3 separate regions of the Homo sapiens genome follow, and regions 1 and 3 are each linked to region 2. The links are chromatin loops, found by intact Hi-C in ENCODE. Cell type or tissue: MCF 10A. All regions are shown on one strand.

Region 1 (8,000 bases), 260 kb before region 2:
ATCCTCTCTGGTTGTAGAATTAAAAATCTGGCAAGGATTGGAAAGATAGTTTACTTAATAGGGCCTCAAGTATAGGAAAGCAATTGAAGGGTGATTGCAGTGATAGAATCACTTGAGAGAGGGAGGTAGGGAAACTGTAAGTTACTATAAAGTTGTGACCTTATTTTAAACTAGAAAACTTAGTGGTCTCTTATGTCTTTTGACTTTCAAGCATTCCTGTGAGAGGGCTGGCATAAATGATTGTTAATGCTGTTGATGGGAAATTTAAAGTAGGAGGAATCTGCCTACTGGCTTTTAAGAAAAGGTGATTTCCTGCAAGATGACCTAATTGGTTAGGAAACAGATAAGTGAACCTTCTCTATGTTCACTTTAAGAGGAAGTTCTAAAAATTGAGGTGCTCACTCCCTCTCTCTCCTTTTTGATGATTGTGATATTTAGACCTGCCAAAGCAGTATAACTTCATTGTCTGGAATTTGGTTAATTCCAATGCAAATACAAAAATCAAATACGTGAACTGAGCTTTGAAAATATTTTCATTTTTGAGGATTTTCATTGTTATGGGATTGAGCCTGTAGAAGTCTCTGTGTAAGCTACATAGAGCAAATCTAATCTACTCACACTGAAGTCAGGGCTCTGTAAAAGACTGTGGGAACATTCATTCTCCACTCTCTCAGAGACTCTTTTAGGTAAGTCAAAGCATGTTCTCTTTCTGTGATTGCTAACCCATCTGTAAAATGTGAATAATAATTCTGGCCTCCAGGCAACCAGAGGTTCTTGATGACCCTTAGATGAAGATACTTGATATGTATAAGTGACAGGAACAATGATGATCAAACACTGAAGATGAAATTCTAGGGAGGAAAGAAGTTTAATCATTATCTCCTGCATTTTTTATTCTGTTAACAATGAGGCAAGATAGTAAATCTTAGTTGCAAAGTGGTTAAAACACATGATTTGGATTCTGGAATATCTTTCATGACTATCTTTTGGATCCAATTCCTTACTCATTTGGTGTGGGAGTTGGTTATGAAGACGAATTTCTCACAAGGCAAGGAGCTGTCTCTCTGCTCTGTATACATGGGGTGTAGCCCTCGTGCAATCAGACTGGAGGAGGATAACCAGGTTGCTATGTAGCCTTGATTTCCAAAAAGGTGATGGGCTTCTGGTACCAACCCGTGTCAGTATTTAGAAGAGGCCTGTTGGAAAGCTCTTAATGAGAAAGCTCCTTCTCTGAAAACATTTCAATTTATGACTCCTGTGCTAAGCATTTCTAGGAGATCAAACTGAATCTCTAGTGCATAACAGAAAAGCATTTGCCCTGCAGCAAAAGGGTCAACTTTAAAAGAATGCTTTTCCATGTTAAAAAAAAAAAAGTCAAAAAAACAAAGCAATGACTCCCAAAATAGGAACAGAGGGGAAGGAAAAGTTCATGGCCTTAGCGGACTGGATATTCTGGATATTTGGTCCCTCCAGTCCCTGCAGATGAAAGCCCATTTATTTAGAGTAGAAAGAGGAAATTTAAAAAAATAAAGGAATAACAATACCTACAAATGTTTTCAGGATTGAAATAAATCCAGGGAAGAAGATGGTATGTTACCACTGGAACTGCATTCTCGTTCATATCTCTTGTCCTCACGTCCTGAAGCACATTCCATGTAATGCATGATAGCCTGTGGCCAGCTGCTGGCTAGAAAGCAGGACCCTGCAGTTCTATTTCTGACTCCGTCTGGGCTTTTGATGAGACCAGGTGGGAGAAGGAGAGTAGTGTAACAAAGAACCTCAGAGTAGGCCTTGGTAATGAGCAGTTACCTAACCTCACTGAGCCTCAGTTTCCTCATCCATGACAAGAAGGGGTAAATGACCTCAATAGTTCCTGCCTTATTAAAAAACTTTGAGTCTTTGGTATTTTGATGATATGAATGAGTTCCTCATCGAGAACCTCACTTGTTCCAGGAAGTTTGAGAATGCACCACTCCATGCGCTGTCTTTGAATCGCTGTGCCCTACCCAGCACCCGTTTGTGCTTGAAAAGAGCACAGGCATGGGTTCTTTTGCTGATAGCAGATTTCTCTCCAGACTAGAGATTTTCTTAGTCTACCCTACTTAGTAAGACTTTATGATGGGTAAACCTGTGCTGACCAGTGGCCAAGTCCCAGCAAACACAACTTCATAGTAACAAAGCTTAAAGACGGGAGTCTGAGTGCGAGACTAGGGATCAGAAGGATTCAATTCATTCATTCAATTCATCATCCATTCAATTCAGCTTCTCCTGTTTAAAACTAGGCCCCTGGCACTTGCTGAGCATGGTTCTTTATTGGACCATCCATTTGAACTGGGGAAGGGACTGAGAATCTTGGTTACCTCTCTTGGCAGGTCATCAGTTCTTGTTCCATTCAATGCAGAATTTTAGCAACAAAAGGCGAAGAGGATGAGTAAGTTATTAAAGCTGGGAAACTGCCTATAATAGGTTATTTTTAGAATAAAGATTCAAGATGACCTACAAGCTCTGTGAGACCACAGGACAAAGGTGTCAAAGAAAAGAGACTGGGATAGGCTCAGACATTTATCTTCCAGCAAAATTAATTTCCTTGAGGGCTTGTGGTTCACTAACTGAATCTGTGAACCAGCTGTATTTAGGGTGCATTCTACTTCCTTGGGTCTCTAAAATTGACAATGGTCTATAGGTCAGGTTCCAACGGAAGTGATATTTCTGACCTAGCTCTATAAATAGAGCACTGGAAAAAACCCATCAGCTGCAATGGCTCAGGGACCACACGCTATCTATTAAGTAAGCAACCGCAGTATTTGTGCTACCATTTTAGATACGAAAAAATATATCTTTTGTTATTTATAATCTTCTGAGCTTTGAGATTCTCAAAATACTTTAAAGCTATTAGTCGTCTTTCAGATTTATAAATACAGGATCTGAGGCATAAAACTATGTAATAACTGCTTCAACTAATACCATTTACCCACCGAGGAAGGCATTTGGCTGGTAAAGAATGGGCTGCTTCACTTTAGTAAAGCAGAAAATTTCATTCCTGATGTCTCTTGGCTGGAGGTGAAAGGAGTGAATGCAGTCCAGAGGCTTTACTTGCACAACATACCTAGGCTGATGCAAGTCTCAGCAAACTCGTTACTGAGAAAGGTAAGAAATGTGAAGCAGAAGACAGGAAGAAGTGAGGCAATCAGAACCTCTGGAATGCAAGAGTTAGGGATGGATCCTCCATAGCACAAGGTAGGGGAGAAGCGGGGGTGAGCCATCCACTAGGCTAGAGACTGGTATGCACCAGCACAAATCACTCAACAACTCCACTGGCTCATGGACAGGGAGAAAATACCTTCAGTTTCCCAGAGTCTTAACAAAATACTTTAAGTTCTTATCCAACCAGGACATTTTTGAAAATGAAATGGGGACATTTTAATAGTTATACTGGGATAACAGAGATAAACTGAGCTTGCCCTGAGAAAACCAAGACATATGTTATCCTACAGAGATACTATGTAGGAACTGTCCAGAATCACAGTGAGCATGCTCACTTTATACGAAAAGCTTCAGTCTGTACTAGGATTCTCTGCTGTGTCTGCAGTGTCGATCATCAAGGTCTCAAAGATGGCAAGGAAAACAATAGTAGGCATAAGAAGAACAGAACTAGATTGTCTGAATAAAAAGAAGCAATCTCCTCCCATCAGCTCAACTCCCAACATTCTCCAGGAGGCCATGCCCCTGAACCTTTTCTCCAATACAGCTTTCCCCTTGCTACCTTCTACTTAAGGAAAGGAAAAAAAAAATCCTGAATGGTGACTTGTAGTGAAATCTCTTGACCTTTGCAAATAAGTTTTTAATTAAAAATAAATTCACTCATTACAGAAAACACATATTACCCTTAAGTAAATACTAGCAAAATAAAACAAAGAAAACAAAAACCTAACCATTTAAAGAAATCTGTGGCACTTTCTCTTTAAATTTAGCTTCATTCAAGACAAGCCAGAAAGATGCTTGCATAAAATATGTTTTTTTTCCCCCACAGTGTGTTCTATCTGTTCACCATGAAATCCTCAGACCACACCTTTCAGCTGTCCTGGTATGAGCTTTGCTTTCCTGCTCCCATTGTAGAGTCAGAGGCAGCAGGCGGATACCAGAGTTGAATTCTAATAAGTCTTGTGTATTATACATGGTCACCATCTCATTTTTTGACCACTTGATGTTTGTTTCAGATGGCACTGGCTGAGGCAGAATGAATACAGCTGCTGATTCTGATCTCACACTGGGTATATCCCTGAGTGCTGGAAAAAACATCACCCTCAGAAGTGTGCATTCAGCCAGCTGCCTTTGGAGAGAGCTGGGAAGGGTGCAAAGTGGCATGTCCTTTACCAGTCACTCTTTCTGGGTAAGATTCAAACTACAGTGAAGTAACATTTGGTCGCTTTACATATCCAACGAAGTACTTTGGGACAAGGAGAAAGCCAGGTGGCCACCCACTTGACTGAACAGCAAGGGGACACACCAGCAGTCATGTGGTTTGCCTTCAGGAAATCAGCTCACAAGGCAAACCCAGGGCTGAGAGAGGGTCCTTTGCCCAGGCCTTAGCTTGTGAAGAATCAGGCCTGGGTAAGCCTGCTGTTGCTTCAGGCCCACTTTGGATCACTGGCTCTTTGCAAGCAGTAAGAACAGAAGAGAAAAGAAATATGATTTGTTTATTAGGAAATATGTTCTTGAAGAAAAATTTTTCTGGGAGAACATCAATGGCTTTAAAAACCATTAGTGCAAAAAGACATTTCAACTAAAATGCCATGTCTAATCCTGGACTGCATCCTGGAAAAAACTGCCATAGAGTACATTATTGGGACACCTGGCAAAGTTTGAATATTGCCAGTATATTATATAATAGTATTGTATCAATACTAATTTCCTGGGTGAGATCATTGTACTGTGGTTATGTAAGAGAAGTTCTTGTTCTTAAGAGATAAATGCTGAAGTATTTGGGGATGAAAGGATATGATATCTGTAACTTGCCCTCAGATGGTTCAGCAAAGATAATTATAATAAGTTAACAATATTATAAAATAAATTGGTAACTAATATACAAGAGATAAAAATAAATGAGGCAAAGTGTTAAAAATCAGGTAAAGAGCTGGGCTTGGTGGCTCACGCCTGTAATCCCGGCACTTTGGGAGGCCAAGGCGGGTGGATCATGAAGTCAGGAGATGGAGGCCATCCTGGCTAACACGGTGAAACCCCATCTCTACCAAAACTACTAAAAAATTAGCCGGGCATTGTGGCGGGTGCCTGTAGTCCCAGCTACTCGGGAGGCTGAGGCAGGAGAATGGCGTGAACCCGGGAAGAGGAGTTTGCAGTGAGCCGAGATTGCGCCACTGCACTCCAGCCTGGGCGACACAGTAAGACTCCATCTCAAAAAAAAAAAAAAACACAAAAAAAAATCAGGTAAAGGGTATATGGGGAGTTCAATATACTTTTCTTGGAACTTTTCTGTAGGTTTGAACTCTCCTTCCCCCCCAAAAAAATTAGTGGGAAAATGTAGGTTGGCCTTTCCAGAGAGATTACTTGGTCATTGATATAAAATCAAGACATGGGATTGGATCTCTGGAGAAATTACTAGGGCATTCATATGTTTCTATACATCAGAATCATCTGTTAACTTTGTAAAATGCAGAATCCTAGGCCCCATCCCAAACCTGATGAATCAGAATCTTTGGAGGTGATGCCCAAGAGTCCATATTTTCAAAAACCTCTCTCAGATGATCCTAATATATGCTAACATTTGAAAAAAAATCATGTATTAGGCATTTGCTGTTTTGCCTGCAATTACAGACTCCTCAGATCCCGCAGACAGTCCATGTACCATCATGCATGCATTTGTATTAGAAAATCTCCACCTAGTATCTTGTGATGTGGCTCTGTGTCCTTTTAATCTCAGAAGACATCATTCTGGAGAATGCCCTTTAGCCAGTTTTTAAGACTGACTTAATCCCCCACCCTGCTTCCCAAGAGGAATAGAGAGAAGAGATGTAAATACCCTTTAGAACTGCCATAATTCATCTGCTTGGAGCTGTTGTCTGAGGAGACACCCAAAATATTAATTCAGAGAGACTTGGTAGGAGGGGCGGCTGATAGCCTGGGCATGAAACAGGCCAGGGCTGGTTACCGGGCCCAGGTCCTCACTCAGAGACCCTCATTAAGGCCCCTCCTCAGTCTTGCTCCTTGACCTGCATTGCTTCAAGACACCAAACAAGGGTCAGCTTTCAGAGTTCACACTCTGCTGTGTTTCCTCAGTGACAGCAGGAACAGAGTGCAAGTAGGGGAGCAAAAAGAATCAAGTGAGACAAGACAGAAATGCTGAGGTGCTTTGAAAACTCCAGAGTGCCTAAGTGCATCTGATGAATTTGACTTAAAGTGCTTCCTTTGATCCCACAACATGGATACAATCCTTATTCCCGTTTCATAGGCAGAGAAGTGACTTGACCACCAAAATTCACCTGGTCAGAGGGAGAGCTGGGCCCCGGCCCAGGCCTTCCCCAGCTTTAGCTGTCCCAGCTGCCTGCTGCCCTGGCACTGGAGAGCACGTCATGGTGGAGAATGCTTTCAATTATCACCTTGCCCAGAGTGTGAGGATTTATGGTTATGCTTTCCTCCCTCCCCATCTCCATCAGCCTCTTTGGGAAGCAGAGGATCCTGATAGGAATCAGCATATGTTCCTGCGTGGGAGGGAATGGAATGCTGGCCTCACATATGTTTGCTGCCCTCGAGGCTCTGAGAAGGGGGTGGGGGAAGAAGTAAAATGTTGACATTTGGTGGAGGCAATCCCAGTGTCCTTTGCTCCCAGAATTTTAGACCAGAACCCGAACGTTTTTGTTTCCCACACTGGTAAATTCACTCTGGCTGCAGAGTTCCTTCAATGCAGTGTGCTTCCTTGGCCATCTGGACCCGGCTTTCTGAGGCAAGGCTGAGGGAAGCTGCTACACTTCTCCTTTTGGGGGCCTACACACACACACACGAGGGGTGTCCCCATGGCCACCATGCCAACACAAGGCTCACCACAAACTGGGGCCACAGGAGGGAGGAAAACTCCATTTATGACAGGAATTCGCAGCTCACAAGTTTCAAGGTCCAAACAGTGTGCAGTTTACCAGGGTGTGGGGCTTAGGCAATGGAGATGACCTTGCTTTAACTTCCTCAAGTATCTCTTCACAAGCATGTCCCAATCCCCGGGGAGTGGAGGGTAGGGCAGTCAAGTACTTTCAGGCAGCCGCCTCATGGCGGGAGAGGGAGCTCATGAACAAAATGTGCTGAGGCTAGCAGGGTTATTTTAATTGGGGGAACTGGTTTTGGTGTCAGTAGCCAGTCAGTTCACATCTGCAAAATATGAATTCTTAAGCAAACCAATTTCCTTCTTCCTCGAAGGCCAATGCTTATCCAGAAATGAGACAGAACTATGGGTTTACTGCAAATGACCAGCATCCGCAAAGTGATCAAGACTACCAACTTTGGGTAATGTGTCCCACATCTCAGATGTCAGTTGATATAAGACATTACAGTAAAGAATTATGAGGTAACACTTTGGGATAATTATTGTTTTCCAGGCTAAACACCTTACATACATTATCTCTGTGAGGGAGGTACCATTATCATACCAATTTTCTAGTGAAGGAAGCTGCGCTACAAAGAAAGTGATTTGCCCAAGGCCACCTGGCAAGTGGCAGAGTCAGGATTTAAACCCCAGAGTCTGATTCATTATTTTTCTTTTCATTGTTTCTTTTGGCCATTTAGATATTACAAGAATGGCCATTAATCTCCCTTTCTAGGAGGGAAAATGCATGGAAACTACCCCCTCCCCGCCCCAATTTTCTGGACATCCCATTCATTTTCTTTTCCTCATTAAATTATAATATTCAGTTTCTTATTCAGAGTCATTTGGGCCTTTCTAGAAAAGCATATTTTAATAATGTTCTCTCCCTATTGTTGGGAAACTCTTAGTCATA
Region 2 (8,000 bases):
TCTGGTTATCCATCTTAAGTTCTCTCATTAGGTAAATATGTTTTATGTGGAAAAAAAAGATGATGAGCAGCCTGGCCAAAGAACCTAAGATAAATGAAATCTTCCACAGGATGTTCACAGACAAAAAGGCTGAGTAATGTAGAAGAGAAAAAAAAAATCCCTGAAGATGAAGGGAGGGAGAAAAAAATAAAGCCATCAGTTCTAACATTTGCCAAGGAAAGAGAGTGAGAACACTGTTTGGACTGTCCATAAACCAGGTAAAAGTGACGGTTGGTTCTGATAGAGTCCACACACACTTACAATACCCTTCCACCAATGCCAACCACCCTGCGCTTCCTCTGAAGGTTGCAGCTGCTTTTCAAAGCCCCCAGAAAGCAACAGGCAGAGTATAGTGACAGCTGGAAGGAAGGAGATTAGGCAAGGACTTGGCATAAATAGAAGTGTAGCCAAAAGGCACAAATATAAAGGGAGAGAGACAATTTTCCTGTGTGGTTTGTGTGTGTGGTATGGGGGGAGCTCAAAATAAGAGCTAGCCAAAGTTCTGGCCTTGACAGCCTGAAGGGTTTGGCAAGCACAGCATTTCTCATGGCAGCCGGGCCAGGAAATGAAGCTTTCAGCTGTCTGCTTCAATGTTTTGCTCACTGTCACCATTTTCATGTTTGGCCGCTGGCCCATTTGTATTTTCTTCTTCTTTGGAGATTAGCACATAAGTGTGGACAAAGTCCATTTTGGTCATTCAGGACTCTGCCATGTATCATTTCCTTCCACACCATTATCTGTCAACTAGGGACTTCAAGAACAAGAAATCCTGACAGAAGACTACACAAGCTATAGAATTAGATGATTTGTAAAAGACCTTGGAGATCATCTAACCCAGCCTGATCAGACTGATTTTACAGATGGGGACACTAATAGCAGCTAAGAGAAGTAAGGTGACATGCTAAAAACACACCAAAACTTAGAAAGTGGCAAAGTTGGGACAAGTACCCAGCTCTCTCATCCCCATCCAGCCAGTCACCTGTCCACAGAAATCACAGTGTTCCTTTAGGACTCCATCTCAGACAGCATAATAACTCCCCCCCCACCCCCTCGCCCTCCGCGCCTTTTTTTTTTCCTTGAGACAGAGTCTTGCTCTGTCGCCCAGGCTGGAGTGCAGTGGTGCCATCTCAGCTCACTGCAAGCCCCCAACCCCTTTTTTAGTGGAGACTTGATAAAAACTGTGATGTGTTCTGACTCTCATCAATAATTTGCATATAAGTTTGGTAAGTAATTATCCAAAATGTGTGGTCTCCAAAAAGAGAAACAAATGTGGAGGCACAGAACAGCACTCAGAGAAAAGACCCAAACTAAAACCAAGCAAAACACATGGCATTAAAAACCATCTTCATAAAACTTAGATTCCTACTTTTACTTATTACATATAATTATCACTATTATTAAATCATGACGATCATGCTGCTTCCCAAATAAACTATGGCCTCTGTTTATCCTGTCATGTTGATTTACAAAACAGCAAGTCAATTTTAGGCCTTGGAGATGTCTTCTAAATTAAATTAAGCATGGATTTAAAATATTATATTTCTAACTCAAGGAACAAATTTAAATATAGAAGATAATATTTTCATTTGAAAGAAAGAAAAACATAAAGAATGAAAAGTTACTTGCAACAAAAGTAAACCTATATTATAGAAATCATTTCATAACTTTTTTTGCCAATGGAAATAATTTCTGATATTGACAGAAATCACATACTCAGAAATACGTAACCCTTAAAGGGCTTAAAAGAGTCTAACTCTGAAAAGGAGTTTGAGAGTGGAGGGGTAGGTAGATGTAAATCAATCTGCATGTAAGGTCATAACAAAGCAATCTATCTTCTTTCCTCAAACTGTGGTTTCCTTTACTCTAAAAAATTTTTTCTTCCAGTACTATAGAAATCATGTCATATGACATTTAAAAAAAAAACACTTCATTAACTAGTAAAAGTTAAATTAACTAGTTTTTCCTTCTTTATATTCATTTCAGTGTAACAGATAGTCTTTAATAGCTTTACCAAGCATCATTTAATTCTGGGAATAAGGAAATTAAAGGATGCTTCTGACATAAAAGCACTCAAAATTAACTGGGGAAACCAACATATGAATGGAATGACCCTGAGTCATAAGTCTTGTGATAAAAGGTACTTTGAAAGCACATGGGAGGGGCTGCAGACCAGCCTGGGAAGGTCTAGGAAGGCCAAATGAAGAAGATGACACCTGAGATAAAGGATAAACATGAGTTAGGCAGGTTAAAAGAAAGGAGTCCTACTTTTATTATGCTTTATGTTTTCTTATCTAACATACTCATTTCATAGGAAATTTGATCTATCCCATAAAACTTTCGAAGGAAAAATGACATCATCATTGTTGTGTCGAAATAAGATTAACAAAGAGTACCAAACATACTGAATATCAAAAAACAAAGACTTAAACCAAATAATAATGTTAATGTAATACCCAAACGTCAGAAAACACAGCAACTTTTCAGCGTTGTCACACGAGATTTGTCTACTCATATTTATGTATTACAGAATACTAACTATATGCAGGACATTTTGCTAGTGCTGTAGCAGATGCAATCATGATTAAGCTGGTCTCTCTTGCCAGGGAATTTATCATTTTGCTTTAGTAGTATATTCTTTCCCATGCAGAGAAAAAGCAGCAATTCTCAAAACTTTTAGTCTTGGGTTCCCTTTAAGAATATAAAAATTATTGAAGACCTATAGAGCTTTTACTTGGGAGGATTATATTTACCATATTAGAAATTAAAATAGATGAATTTTAAAGCATTTATTTAATTCATTTAAAACTAACACTAATAAACTCATAACATCTTATCATAAATAACATTTTTATGAGAATGACTAGATTTTCTAAAACAAAAAATGTTCATGAGAAGAGTGGCACTGTTCTGCATTCCTGCAAGTTTCTTCAATGTCTGACTTAATAAATGACAGCTAGATGGTGACTCTTGGCACAGTAACAAGGGTGACCCTATGCTCAACTTGCTTCGACAGTCCCGGTTTATTGCTGTTATCTCAGAGTAATTATTAATAGAGCCCCTTTACTTTCAAAAATATCCTAGTTTTGATGATAAATTATATGGTCACCTTGACAATACCCAGTTCAGAGTTTGAACTATAGAATGCCACTTTGCCCGGTTGTTTCAAATTGATTGGAATATAACCTATAGATTGAGTGCTATCAATTAACCAGATTTGCCTAACCTCTAGACTAATAAAACACTAGTCAAAACCTGGCACATTAATTCACACCATCACCAGAAATTGAGACAACTCAGTAAGACAAGAGACTTCTTTGAAAAAGTATGAAATCTACCAGACCTAACTCTGTGAGCATGGCAGGGGGTATGAAGAGGACTGCAAAAGAAATGCTGTAAATTCTGATTAGTGAACCTTGAAAGTGACGTGAATTTGGCTTTGCATCCCAAGTGGCAGAGAAACCTCAGCAGTTATCCAGCACTTTTAGAGAGTAGGGTAAAATTATAAGAACATTTTTATGAGTTGTGGCTGGCAAGCCCTGGCCTGTTAAAACTCTTTAAAAACCAATGCCTTGGTGGAGGTAACATTTACTGTTTACTGTAGCTGTGGTTGTTAGGGGTTATTGCTAAGGTCCTGGTTTTCCATGACATCAGCAGCATTCCAAGGGAAGTGTGTGTCAGTGACTTTCAGTAATGACTCCCTTTTCCAAACGTTCAAATCTTCTGCCAAGCTGCCCTACACCTGCACACCAGCTGAGTTGCAGGAAAAGGAAAAGCAAGATGGATTAAGTGGGATTTTTGTCTGGGCTCCTTAATGAGACTAAAGGCTTTTCTTCCTTCAGTGTTTGGTCTTGTGTAATAAATTGATGCCAACTCCTTTAGGAGTGACATGACTCATCCTTAACTTTTTATAAACTGATCTGATTATCTGTCATGACCTCTCTCTGTCATATTCTGGAATCGCCTTTTGAGAGTTTTCTTCTGTAGAAAAAGTTTAGGGCTTAATGAGACGATCAGCATGGCATGCCAACCCTCTGGCAGGGTTTCTCAGGGAGGCACCTGCTGCTCCCCAAATTAGCAGGAAGCAGAAGCAGTGAGGAGACATTACTGTGTGGCTGCTTCAAGGGTCACCTGGCTTTCAACGTTTCAAACCAGATGTGTTCTCTCAAGATGGCAGCAGCAGACCTCATTCTAGAGCCTGTCCTCGCCAAAAACAGGGATCTGGTTAACCTTATCTGAGGGTGCCTAGTGCCCACTCAAAAAGCCTGTGACTACTATCAGGGCCAGTGCCAATTGTACACTTTTATGAGACCTTTTTCCAAAGGCTTAAAGTGTTTTACCAATATTAACTCATCAGGAGTCATGGCAACCCTCGAGTAGAAAACTGGCAAATATTGGTTCAGGTGGGAGAAATTGTGGGATGGGATTGAGAAGAATCAAGTACTCTGCTAAGAGTGAGGCAGTGGGAGTGCTCCCATGCCCCACACTGCCACCCCTTAGGTAATTTATCCCTTTCAGGGCTTCTTCCAGTTCTGCCTAGGCTAGATGAACCTGCTTTTTTTTTTGTCTCAATCAAAGGGTTTTGAAAAATAAGCACTGCTGTTAATAAGGCAAAGCCTGAAGCTGTCAAAGGAAAACAAGAACAATTTTATACAAAGACACAAAGAACTGTCCTCTTAAGAGTTTTGATAAAAGAATGATTTATGTATGCAGTATCTGCTTCTATGACTGACACAAAGTACAAGGTTCAATCTTTCTGTACCTCAACTTTCTCATCTATACAAGCCAAAAAAAAAAAACCATTTAGAATATCTCCAGAGATGTTTTGAAATTTTAGTAATAAATGTTTTGAATTGCACAGAGATCTTTGAAGGAGGATCTCTGAAGTGTTGAAAAGTGCCCTGTCTTATAGTATGTTATAGTTCTAGAGGAAAGTCCTTTAATTACTGGTATATATGTTAGGAAATAAGGATAAATTCATGCGGTTTCAAGTGATTTTTAAAAATAAAAGCTGCTATAATTACAAAAAAAAATCATCTTTATCTTGCAGAAACATTTTTTTAAAAGTGGTAGAGGCAGGTTCTTCCATAGTATATGGCATCCACAGATAACACACTAATAAAGATGGCTACTTTTCCCAATTTCTCTTTGACTTCATCAAAAAGGAATTAAACATGAAAAAATACTAAAAGAACCATTCTCATTCAATCATAGATTGAATGAAGATAGAAAAGCACAGCTCTTAGGTTCAACTACTGAGTTAAGCTATAAAAGTCTGTTCAGTGTAAGCTCACATTGAGTTTTGAGCCTTAATTTCCTTGACTATTTTTTAAAAAGATAATTTTACAATTATACCTTGTTAGCAAAAGATTGGGCCAATTAGGAAATAAGTCTTTCAATAGACTTCCTGGTGTGCAGAATTAACAAAGTTATCCCTGACTAAATTCCACAAATCATTTTCATAAATAAATACATAAATTAGGGAGCAGAGAGAGAGACAGATACAGAGAAAGACAGAAAAGTTTTTATCCAAAATGCTTAAAACCCAAGAAAAGAGAATTTTTTTTTAAGTTTCTTTTCTCCTTGAAGAGAAAAGATTTAATGAGTTACTAATCCCCTCAGTAAAGTTCTTTGGTAATTGCCCTATTTTAAGCCACACTCATTTTGCTAGGAGCCTTTGCTGTTAAAAGATGTTGTTTTATTATGTGAAACTACACACAAAAGCAATGTAACAAAACGGTAAAATGTACTTCTGATTTTGTTATGCTACCAACCTATACTTACCCAGAAATTTTAACTGCCAAATGTCTTTTATTTAATGCAGACTTCATCTTTCACCACCCACCCATTACCACATGAAGTAACAACATCATTAGGAGTGGAAAACTCTGGGAATAACAACCTGAGCCCTGGAAAAAAAAAATACTAAATGGGAATCTGCCTGCAGCTCTGCAGATTTTCAAGCTTGTCCTGGCTTCTTGGGTCTGTAAGCTAGACTTTTGTGCCCAGACTATGGCTGGATGAGCAAGGCAAGCTCAAATCACACCCTGAGGGCTAGGAACAGAACACACAGTCTACAATCCTCTAAAGAGTTTTGAGAGCTTGCTACAGAGAATCCTTTCTCATTGGCCCTTGGTGATGTCATGCCCATGTCTCCAGGGCCCAGGAAATGCACCATGACTAATGGAGCGCCTCATCTGTGAATACACATTCCTTCTCAGAGGAGCAGCAACAGGCAGTGTCAGGGCAACGAAGAAGGCCCAGTTAGGGAATGCCAGTCAGTCATGCAAAAAGGGCTTCAGTAGTTTTGAAATAGACTGCTCTTGTTCACCTTCTCAGAAAACCCTCAGCAATTGCATGAACACCTGTGGACTGTAGTTCTTTAAAATGTGCATACCTTTTTGCCCCAATGAATAAAATTGAACAAGTATTCAAAGGCATATATTTAGGGATGTTCATCATAATATTGTTTATAATGGCAAAAGACAGTAAACAAATGTTCAACATAAGATTTCGATTCATTTATGGTGCATTCCATGTGGATTCCATGCAACTATTAAAGATAATGATGGTATTAATAGAATTGGAAAGAGGTTAACAGTGTATTAGCTTTTGTAGTCATTAAAGAACACTTTGATTTTAAAATTCTCAAGAACTATAAAATAATAAATTTGGGTTGTTTTATGTAACTTAAATCTGTAGTAATTTCTTACCATAGCAATAGGAAACTGAAACTAATGTAGCAGCCTTCCCCAAAGTTACACACAGCTTGTACTAGTAATGTCAAAACTCAAATCCTTAGGTCCAGTTTTCCTTCTATCAGGAGTGCAGTGGCGTGGTCTCGGCTCACTGCAACCTCCGCCTCCCGGGTTCATGTGATTCTCCTGCCTCAGCCTCCCGACTAGCTGGGATTATAAGCGTGTGCCATCACGCCAGGCCAATTTTTGTATTTTTAGTAGAGGCAGAGTTTTACCATGTTGGCTAGGCTGCTCTCGAACTCCTGACCTTAAGTGATCTACCCTCCTCGGCCTCCCAAAGTGCTGGGATTACAGGCATGAGCCAACATGCCTAGCTTATCAAAAACTTCTATACCTCCATCTGTTATTTCCATACTGTTTTCTCAAATATAGGAAAATCCCAGTTCAATGCTTTTATTGTGTTATATGGAAAAATACCTGATTAACTACAATATGGGACCATTGTATAGTGGTTAAGAGCATAGCCTCTGGACTGGTTTTGAACCCTGGTTCTGCCACTTATTAACTGTATGACCTTGGGCATGTTATCTAGTCTCCCTCTGTCTCAGTTTCATCATCTGTAAAATGAGGTTAATAATATCTATCTTAATAGGTTTATTGTCAGGATTTAATTAGTTAACATTTGCAAAGAACACAAAACACACCAGCATGGAATAAGCAGTATGTGTTTGTTACAATAAGCTTTTAAAAGTATGGCTGGTCTACTTCTTTTTTTTTTTTTTTTTTTTTTTTTTGAGATGGAGTCTCATTTGTCACCACACTACAGTGCAGTGGTGTGATCTCAGCTCACTGCAACCTCTGCCTCCCGGGTTCAAGCGATTCTCCTGCCTCAGCCTCCCAAGTAGCTGGGACTCCAGGCATGTGCCACCATGCTCAGCTAATTTTTGTATTTTTAGTAGAGATGGGGTTTCACCATGTTGGACAGGATGGTCTCGATCTCTTGACCTCGTGATCCACCCGCCCGCCTTGGCCTCCCAAAGTGCTGGGATTACAGGTGTGAGCCACTGTGCCCGGCCTGATCCACCTTTAATTTGTCATATGTGACCCTGCTCACAGCAAAACAAAATATTAAAGATGACTGGATAGCAAATAATTTAACTAAAAATTAAATTTTCAATTCAGACGTTTGATTCTTAACTAATTTTGATTTTTAATTACACAGTCTAGATCCTGTTTTGGAAGATTTTCCTATGTTTGGGCAAGTCA
Region 3 (8,000 bases), 71 kb before region 2:
AGTTCCATTCTCCTTATTTCTGAAATGGGTACAATAATATCTGTCTTGCTTCCTCTTCTCCACCTTCCAAACAGGATTATTTGTGATGATTATTGTGGTAAAAGAGAAAAGAGAAAAACTGAAGAGGAAGATGAAAACAACCTTCAAATATTAAGATAGTTATATGATAAGGGAGAGTAGACGCCATTGGTGTCTAAGAGATTAAAAAATCACTTTCTTCTCATTCCCTATTGAGAAACTTTGTAAAATATAAAAGGCCATATTAAGAATATAGGGTTATTATGATGATAACTCAGGAGAGAATTGAACATACTATCTTTGTCATTTGAGGCAATGGAGATAATTAATCTTCTTCAAGTTTTTTGAAAATGGTAACTAAATCCTAAAAGTCCTAAATACCTAGCTGAGGAAAACAAATTGTTCTTCAGCTTCTCAGAATATCAAGTTCTTTTTTCCATAATATAATTAGAACCCCCAAGGATTCATTTAATTCACAGTATAAAGGCAAAACAACAAAGTTGAAATAAAAGAAGGCTGGTTTCACAGGTTGCCCACAAAACTGAGAATTTTTTACTACAGCACAATGCAATAAAGAGGCTTACAAATTGAGTCCTGGGGGAAGGACACGAGCTGTATTTGTTGCATGTGGGTATAAGAGGCCAGAAGTTGGCCTCTTCTATTCTGTGAAGTGCCATGTGCATAAATTTGTAGACTGTAATTCCCTTTAACTCAAAACACTCGTGAACAAACAGTTGGAACAAAGCCACCTCCAGAACATGATGAACCATAGCACTTAGAACACTGATCATCTCTCATTGCTCAAACAAATAAGCCTTTAAAATACTGACATGCTTTACTTGGAGTTTTTTTATTTATGCGTGTCTTAACTGATTTCAAAAGAATCTTAGGGAGTGGGGGCCGTAGAAGTAATCTAGACATCCCTCCCCTCCACCTCCCCATGCTAGAAGATTCTTTTTCACATCATTCTGTACAGAGGCCAAACATTTCAGAGATAAGAGTGCTCCATTGGCTTGGTTGCCCCACTGAAGTTAAAGTTGGTAAGTACCAGGGGTAACACAATTCCCCTGCCTAAGGTTTCCATGAGTGGCCTCCTGCTAGAGTAACATTTTGATCTTTTTTGTTTCAGCCCACTTCAAGGATACCAAAAAGAATTTTTGTGCAGATATGAACTAGGTTTCCTCCTCTCTCATTCACAGTCGAGAAGTCAGGTGCACCCCTGGCTTCAGGATGCACACTTTCTCCTTCTCCTTCACACAGGAACTGCCCTCCTCCTGCAAACAACAGTTGTCCAGGGCCTTACCTGACTCTGAGAGTGTGTTTAACTAGGGAAGGGTATAAAAGGCCTGATTGTAGCCACAGATCAGGCCACATTCTCTAATATGGTTTTACTGGAATAAAGCTGACATTTTGTTCTCCATCAACCTGATGCCAGAGTCCATTTCTCAACAGGGAATGAGAAGTGATTTTTTTACTCTCTTAGACACCAATGGCATCTACTCTTTCTCATCATGTAACTATGTTAATATTTGAAGGTTGTCTTCATATTCCTCTTTGGTTTTTCTCTTTTCCAGCCTGACATTAGTTCACCGTTTTTCCTCTTAGGATGTAAATCCAGACCTCTTATTCTCCTGATTATAATGGTCAAGGACCCCCTTAATGACAGACCTGACCTAGTACTCTGGACATGGACTCTTAGAGAAGAACTACTGCCACCATGATCCATGATGCTATATTCTAATAATGCACCCTCCTATTAGTTGTTCTTTTTTAAAAGTAGGTATACGTTAGTATTGAATCACATTGAGTTTCCCACCAACTAATGTCCCTAAATCTTTTCCTTATTACTTGCTATCAACCTAAGCTTCCTCCTTCAAGACTTAACATACTATTTTGTTAACCTTAGCTTAGGACTTTACATTAATCTGTGTAAAATTCTGACTCACTGGTTCTAGTAGCATAATACAGTTATGAGCATGGGCTTTGGTGATAGACAAATGGTCCTCTGCCATCTGTGCCTCTTATTGGCTGTGGGACTTGGGTAAATGACTTAGCATATCTGTGCCTCTACATCTATCTATAGAATGGAATATTACTAGTATACACCTCAGAGGGTCACTGTGAGGATTAAATGAGAGAAGTCATACAACACATTTAGCATTTTGCCTGGCACACAGTAAGTACTCAATAAATGCTACATATGGTTGTTATTAGCAAATCCGCCCATCAACCTACACAGATCTTTAAAAAATCCTATCTCACTTGTTGCAAAAGCACATTATTTGTGCTTTCGTCAGAAATTTTTAATGAGAAAATTGGATAGAACAGCATCACTAGACAGGTTCCTGAGGCTTACCCTGAGGACCCCTCTCCAGATGGACATTAGTCCATCCATCAGGTCAAAACTGCCAGTGGACATTTGTTCAACCAGCTATGAATCTACTTAACCTCAACAAGACAACAAGAGTATCATAAAAATCTTAGCCAAACTCCTCCCAGAAATAAAAATCTATCCCTTGACATTTCCATAACCAATAAGATGAACTGTGAAAGACTTTAAGGATGTTAGAAATAGGAATGTTTTGTTTTCAATGAGCTCATATTGACTCCTAATAATCACATTTTTCTCACACGTAATCATTCAGTAATCCACTCTAAAAATTTGCTGAAGATCAATGTCCTGTGCATTCTGGAACATGTCTTCTTCTTCACTCCATTTCTTCAAAATTAGGATAGTGTCCAGTGCCATTTTCCATTACTATGACACCAAACCCTATTGCTATCATTTCTCATAAATGATGTGATTACACTGGCAAATTCTGTCACTACCCAGTGCTGTGGTTCCAATGGAAAGTCCCCAGTAGTGAGTTAGGAGGGTTCTAAACCAGTCCAAATTGTTCAGCAAACTGCTGACCACCCAAAGGACACACATGGTGGTATTTACCTTGCTGCTGGTGCTGCTGTTGTTGCTGCTGCTAACAGCTCTATGTAAGGCTCTGAGTCAAGTATTTTACATGGATTGTCTAATTTAATTCTCAAAACAGCCCTCTGAGGTCAGTGTAAAGATAATATCCTTTTTAGAGCGGGGTCTTAGGTCATACAGCATGTAAGTGGCTGACCTAGTATTCAAACCCAGTTCAATCAGATTCTAGAGCCAAACTTCCAACCAAGTGCCATATTATCTCCCTTTTTTACTAAATGGCACTATTTCATTGTATGAACTGTACAGCTTGGGTCCAGTCCCAGCCTTGCAGGCACAGAAATTTGACCTTGTCAGTATCCCAGAGTTGAATAGACTTAGGCATGATGCCTTCCCCTGACGAAGTTCACAACAAACTGGTGGAGCAAACGAGAATGCCAATGTGTTGATTTACAACAGTTATGTATCTGTCATACAGACCATAACAATCTGACCAGAGCATTTTTCCCTTTAGAGGGTTCTACTTACAGAGGCAAACTGTAAACACAAGACATCATAATAGGAGGCATTTGCTATAGAACTTGAATGTTAAATTGAATTTCCAACAAAGAAGGACTTGCCAGTGACACTGAAACTTTGAAGACTACCAACATTCACATTTCTATGGACAGTTACTGTGGGTACAGGGCACAACCAGTGTTTGCCTCTGGGTGCTTCTGATGTCGACCAACCCCCTTTCTGACACACTGGTGCATTACTTACGTCTAGGCCAGTCTTTGGCCTAGAGACAATGACTTTCCTTAGGTGACTTTCCACAACTATGCTCTGATATCTGATGGTTTTATATATTAATTTATTTCCCAACCAAGTTGTTGAGTAACCTTCCCCACCATATCTAGTCTACAATCTATAATATAATTCACTCTGGCCTAAGGCCTTTAATTCATTTAAGAAAGCTAGGAGCTCTCCTACTTTCTTATGTTTTATTTTTCTTTTTTCCCCCTTAAAGCCATGTATACCATATTCAGTTGGCAACACAAAAGAGGTGCTACAATAGTGAAGGTGGTACAAAAACAGGACCTGAGATGTTCTTTTCATTCTTCTATCTTCTCCAAACATTGGTTTCAATGGGGAAAGCGGGTGGAGGGAGGGCAATGTGATTAGAGAGATTCTTGCAGGCAGGGAGCAAGGCCCTTGAACTAAAAGTGGAAGTAGCCTTATATTCAGATAAATCAGTCACTAGGCACTGGGTGGGGAGGGGAAAGGGTCACAAAGAATGTTCTGAGCTAGGCCACTTAATGATTTTAGACATGCCTACCTAGGAAATGCACCATGTGGCAATGCTCTTGTTCTGACCACAGCACATTAGTCAGAGAAACATCCTCAGAGAGAAGATCAAGGAAGACAAGGCACATGTTTGAGTGTGGGAACACAACTGACACTAAGTGAAGCTTGACAACCTGAAAATGAAAGTGACTGGAAATGAAGTGAAACCATTCTGTTAGTAAAGAATGGAATGCGAAAATGAAATGAACATTTTAAATAGAGCACACTGCCCTTCATTTTACTTGGTGACTCAGCCTGGGAGTTTCTGTAATACATACAGAATTCTGTTTGGTGAAGTGACCTACTTGCTCTTTGTGGGCGACCATATCGTGAACAGCTGGGGAGTAACTCACTCCACGTCAACATGATACTGATCACAAGCGCATTTCCTTGCTTTTGCAGAGTGCAATGGAGATTTCAAAGCACTTCTTCCCAAGTATTTTCTCCTTTAATTCTCACACAAACTCTGTGAGATTGTTGTCCATTTTGTTACAGGTAAGAAAACTATTTTAAGTTCAGTGTTTTTTCCATGATACTACAGCAGTGGCAGTTACTACTAGAGCTCATGCAGAATTCACTGAAGGCCACCAAGACACAAGACACACACAATGGTCATTCCATCACCCTTAAGTAACCTAAGGCCTGGTCATGTATATACATAGAATGGTATGTTACCATCCCTAATATCTTTAAGATCAAACCCACATGTACAAGAACATTTTTAAGGTAGTCCTATCTATTTGGCTCCAGAGTATTTGAATACTGCAATATAAATACTGATCACCTTTATTTGCTTCAGGCATGGTGTATAAAAATTGTCATCCCATTGAATAAATCCCTTGTTACCTGGTCTCAACGTTCCTAACTATAGAACTATTCTAAAGATATTCCTGGCTGGGTGCGGTGGCTCACACCTGTAATCCTAGCACTTTGGGAGGCTGAGGCAGGTGATTACCTCAGGTCAGGAGTTAGAGACCAGCCTGGCCAACATGGTGAAATCCTGTCTCTACTAAAAATACAAAAATTAGCTGGGCATGGTGGCGTACGCCTGTTGTCCTAGCTCCTCAGGAGGCTGAGGCAGGAAAATCACTTGAACCCGGGTGGCGGAGGTTGCAGTGAGCTGAGATGGCGCCACTGCACTCCAGCCTGGGTGACAGAGTAAGACTCTGTCTCAAAAAAAAAAAAAAAAGGTATTCCTAGAGTATGTTTCGCTCAGACTAATACAGCCTGATGAAATTCCAGTGCCAAATAAGGAAAAAGATCGTGTGCTCATGGAGGAATATTACTGCCTGGCAAGAAGCTTCCTTTAATACCACTTAAAAAGATTAGCAGGAGGAAGAAAATCACGATTACAATAAAAGAATTATCACTAAAATTTCTCAGTGCAATTCCTTTCTTTGATGCCTAAACACAGGACCTTCTATTCTAGCAAGATGGTAGTTAAGGCATGTGTATCCGAAGGGCAGGAGATCCCTAAGTGGGTACAGAATATCTTACAATCATCTTCCCAAAAGTAGATTAAAAGTGGACTGGTGCATTTTTCAGATCTAAATATTCTCCTTTCTCTTCGCCCTCACTTCTGCTCTTTTAAATGTTGGAAAAAAAAATGAACAAGGCAACAAAGAAAATTTTAAAATGCTCATGGAAAAACTCATCTTCTAGAAGGGAATCTTAGTGGGAGGGACAATTCCTCTCAGAGAGTTATCAGTGAAGCTGTGAAAATATGAGGCCCTGGAAGCCAGAGGTGTCACCCAACAAGGCTGCAGCAAGGACAATTAGCAATGGCTGCTGTGCCCTCTGTCACTGCCTCAACTTAGAAAGGATGTCTTTGTCAGCCTCAGGATACTTAGCATGGTGCCTACCTCACAGAGAGTTCTATAAATAATTGCTGAGTGAAATCAGATGAAATGGAAACAGTTTCAACATGTCCCAAAAGTATTAGATACTTGAGTGCTAGAGTGGAATTGTTCTCTATTGGAAGAAAAGAAAAAAATATACCATTTTGAGTTGCAAGTCTTCAAGTCTTGCAATGTGAAGGATGACAAAATCTTCCTGATCTCCAAACTGGGTCACCTATCATGAAAGAGGAAAGCACTTCTGCAAAGTGCTACACCCTAGAAAACATCTTAAACCACTCAACAAAACAAGATTTCACCTCAAGGGAAGACTATCGAAGATCTCCACAGATTCCATTCAATTCAGTAAAGATTTCACTTTCAGATTGCCCATAGAGGTTGCCTGTGGGTGCTGGCTACTCAACTGCTGCTGAGCACAGTGCAACTCTATCATAATGCAGCTTGTCATCCCACAGATGTAATATCCACTAGGGTATAATATATAACCCCAATGAGTTTTACTGTTGAATAGAGATGCTGTAATGTATGGTGCAGCCACAGACCTGCATGGAGGGTCAGTTAACCTGAGTTCAAGCTCTATCATTTTCCAGCTGTGTCCAGCATGGACACATTTTATCTCTCTGAGCCTTGGTGTTTTCCTGTGGAAAGCAAGGGGCTTAAAGCAGATAACCTCAAAGATCCTCTCTAGCTTCTAACATTTGTAATATTCCATGACTCTGTGAAGAAAAGCAACTAAAATTAAACCCTTTATTGTTTATATACTGCATAGAAAACAAGTTGATACATCAGAAGGTCACACGGACATGATCCTGTTAGAAAAACCAGCCCTTTCTGTGGCTGAAAGGAATGAGAATATCTTGGCTTTCAAAGTGGGCAAAGATTTGGTTTGGACTTCTCTCCAAAAGAAAGCATGTCTCAGCAGTCAAAATGATGCCAGTAGCCACAGGCTGGGTCATTGCTTTTAGTGAGGCCCAGCAGGCACAACACAACTTTCTTAATTACCATTACTATAACCTTTACCACACCTTGTTTTTCTTGGGGACTCTCTTGGTCAGGTAATCTGGGTTAGATCCAACCCAATTTATAAAATTTGAGGCTTTTCCCACTGTAGGTAAGATTACATGCTATTTTAAGAAACCTCTTGGGGGATGAGGAAATATGTTGTTTTTTTTTTTAAATATTATACTGTATATCGATTCCAAATGCTAGCTGAACTTTTAAAGAAAAACATGAGTTTCCCTAAAAATAGCCTGTCTACAATGCCTCTTAGACTTGGGCACTTTATACACACAGTATAACTTGCTTAGCCTGCAGTTAGAAATAAAATAATATTTAGTGAACACATTTAAAAGGTTAAGAAAAGCTAAATGTAAATGTCCCCAAAACATTAAACATTAATTAACGTGAGCTGACTTGTTATTTAAAAGTTATATTCTCAAAAAAAAAATCTCAAATGAGTTCCTAAATCCAGATTTAAAAACCTTTGGTAACCAAATATCAAATCCAAAGGCCCAGTCTCGGTCTTCAATTTTCCTTGACTATTCTGCAGTATTGGACTGCTGGAATTCTTTCTAATCCTGACCACCATGACTCTACCTAGTACTGGCTCCCCTGCTTCTTTGACTTCACTCTCTACATCTCTTTCCCCAGGCTATTCTTAATTTATCTCCTTCTCCTACCATAACTTTTTAATGTATCACAAAATGCAGAGACATCCTCTGCTCTTTTCTCTTTTAGTATCTTTTTCTTACAGTCTTGCCTTTGGATTTGGCAAACTCTAGATGTATTTTCTCCTAACTCTGTGTGGATGACTTCCTAATCTTAATCACTATGCTTCACCCTGTCATGTGAATTTCGATTTTCTATCTTCCCCCACTGCA

The links. Hi-C counts contacts between places; a loop is a spot of excess contacts. Peaks named below come from ENCODE experiments on the same cell type or tissue, not always from the same donor. Only the 100,000 strongest peaks of a DNase experiment are listed, where the experiment ranks them.
Region 1: a loop joins it to region 2, with 12 times the contacts of the local background. A loop is called at or near these places in 2 of 110 quality-filtered maps.
Region 3: a loop joins it to region 2, with 6 times the contacts of the local background. A loop is called at or near these places in 5 of 110 quality-filtered maps.

What each region holds. Positions count from the first base shown.
Region 1 is chr14:68,396,689-68,404,688 of GRCh38, reverse strand. The region is part of intron 8 of RAD51B (RAD51 paralog B); the gene reads right to left. LOC101927971 (a long non-coding RNA gene) reads left to right here and starts at 367. Exons shown (of 4, transcript XR_245776.5): 1 at 367-686; 2 at 4,218-4,390; 3 at 7,423-7,509. RefSeq lists enhancers at 470-629, 6,800-7,526. In MCF 10A, no CTCF peak of the experiment used is centred here; a DNase peak (open chromatin) is centred at 3,158.
Region 2 is chr14:68,136,104-68,144,103 of GRCh38, reverse strand. The region is part of intron 7 of RAD51B (RAD51 paralog B); the gene reads right to left. The region is part of intron 2 of LOC105370546 (a long non-coding RNA gene); the gene reads left to right. Among named protein-coding and RNA genes, the nearest start is that of RAD51B, 320 kb to the right of the region's middle. RefSeq lists an enhancer at 5,470-6,454. In MCF 10A, no CTCF peak of the experiment used is centred here; DNase peaks (open chromatin) are centred at 593, 3,723 and 6,193.
Region 3 is chr14:68,207,415-68,215,414 of GRCh38, reverse strand. All of the region lies in intron 7 of RAD51B (RAD51 paralog B), which reads right to left. Among named protein-coding and RNA genes, the nearest start is that of RAD51B, 390 kb to the right of the region's middle. RefSeq lists enhancers at 4,207-4,486, 4,657-4,856. In MCF 10A, no CTCF peak of the experiment used is centred here; a DNase peak (open chromatin) is centred at 4,354.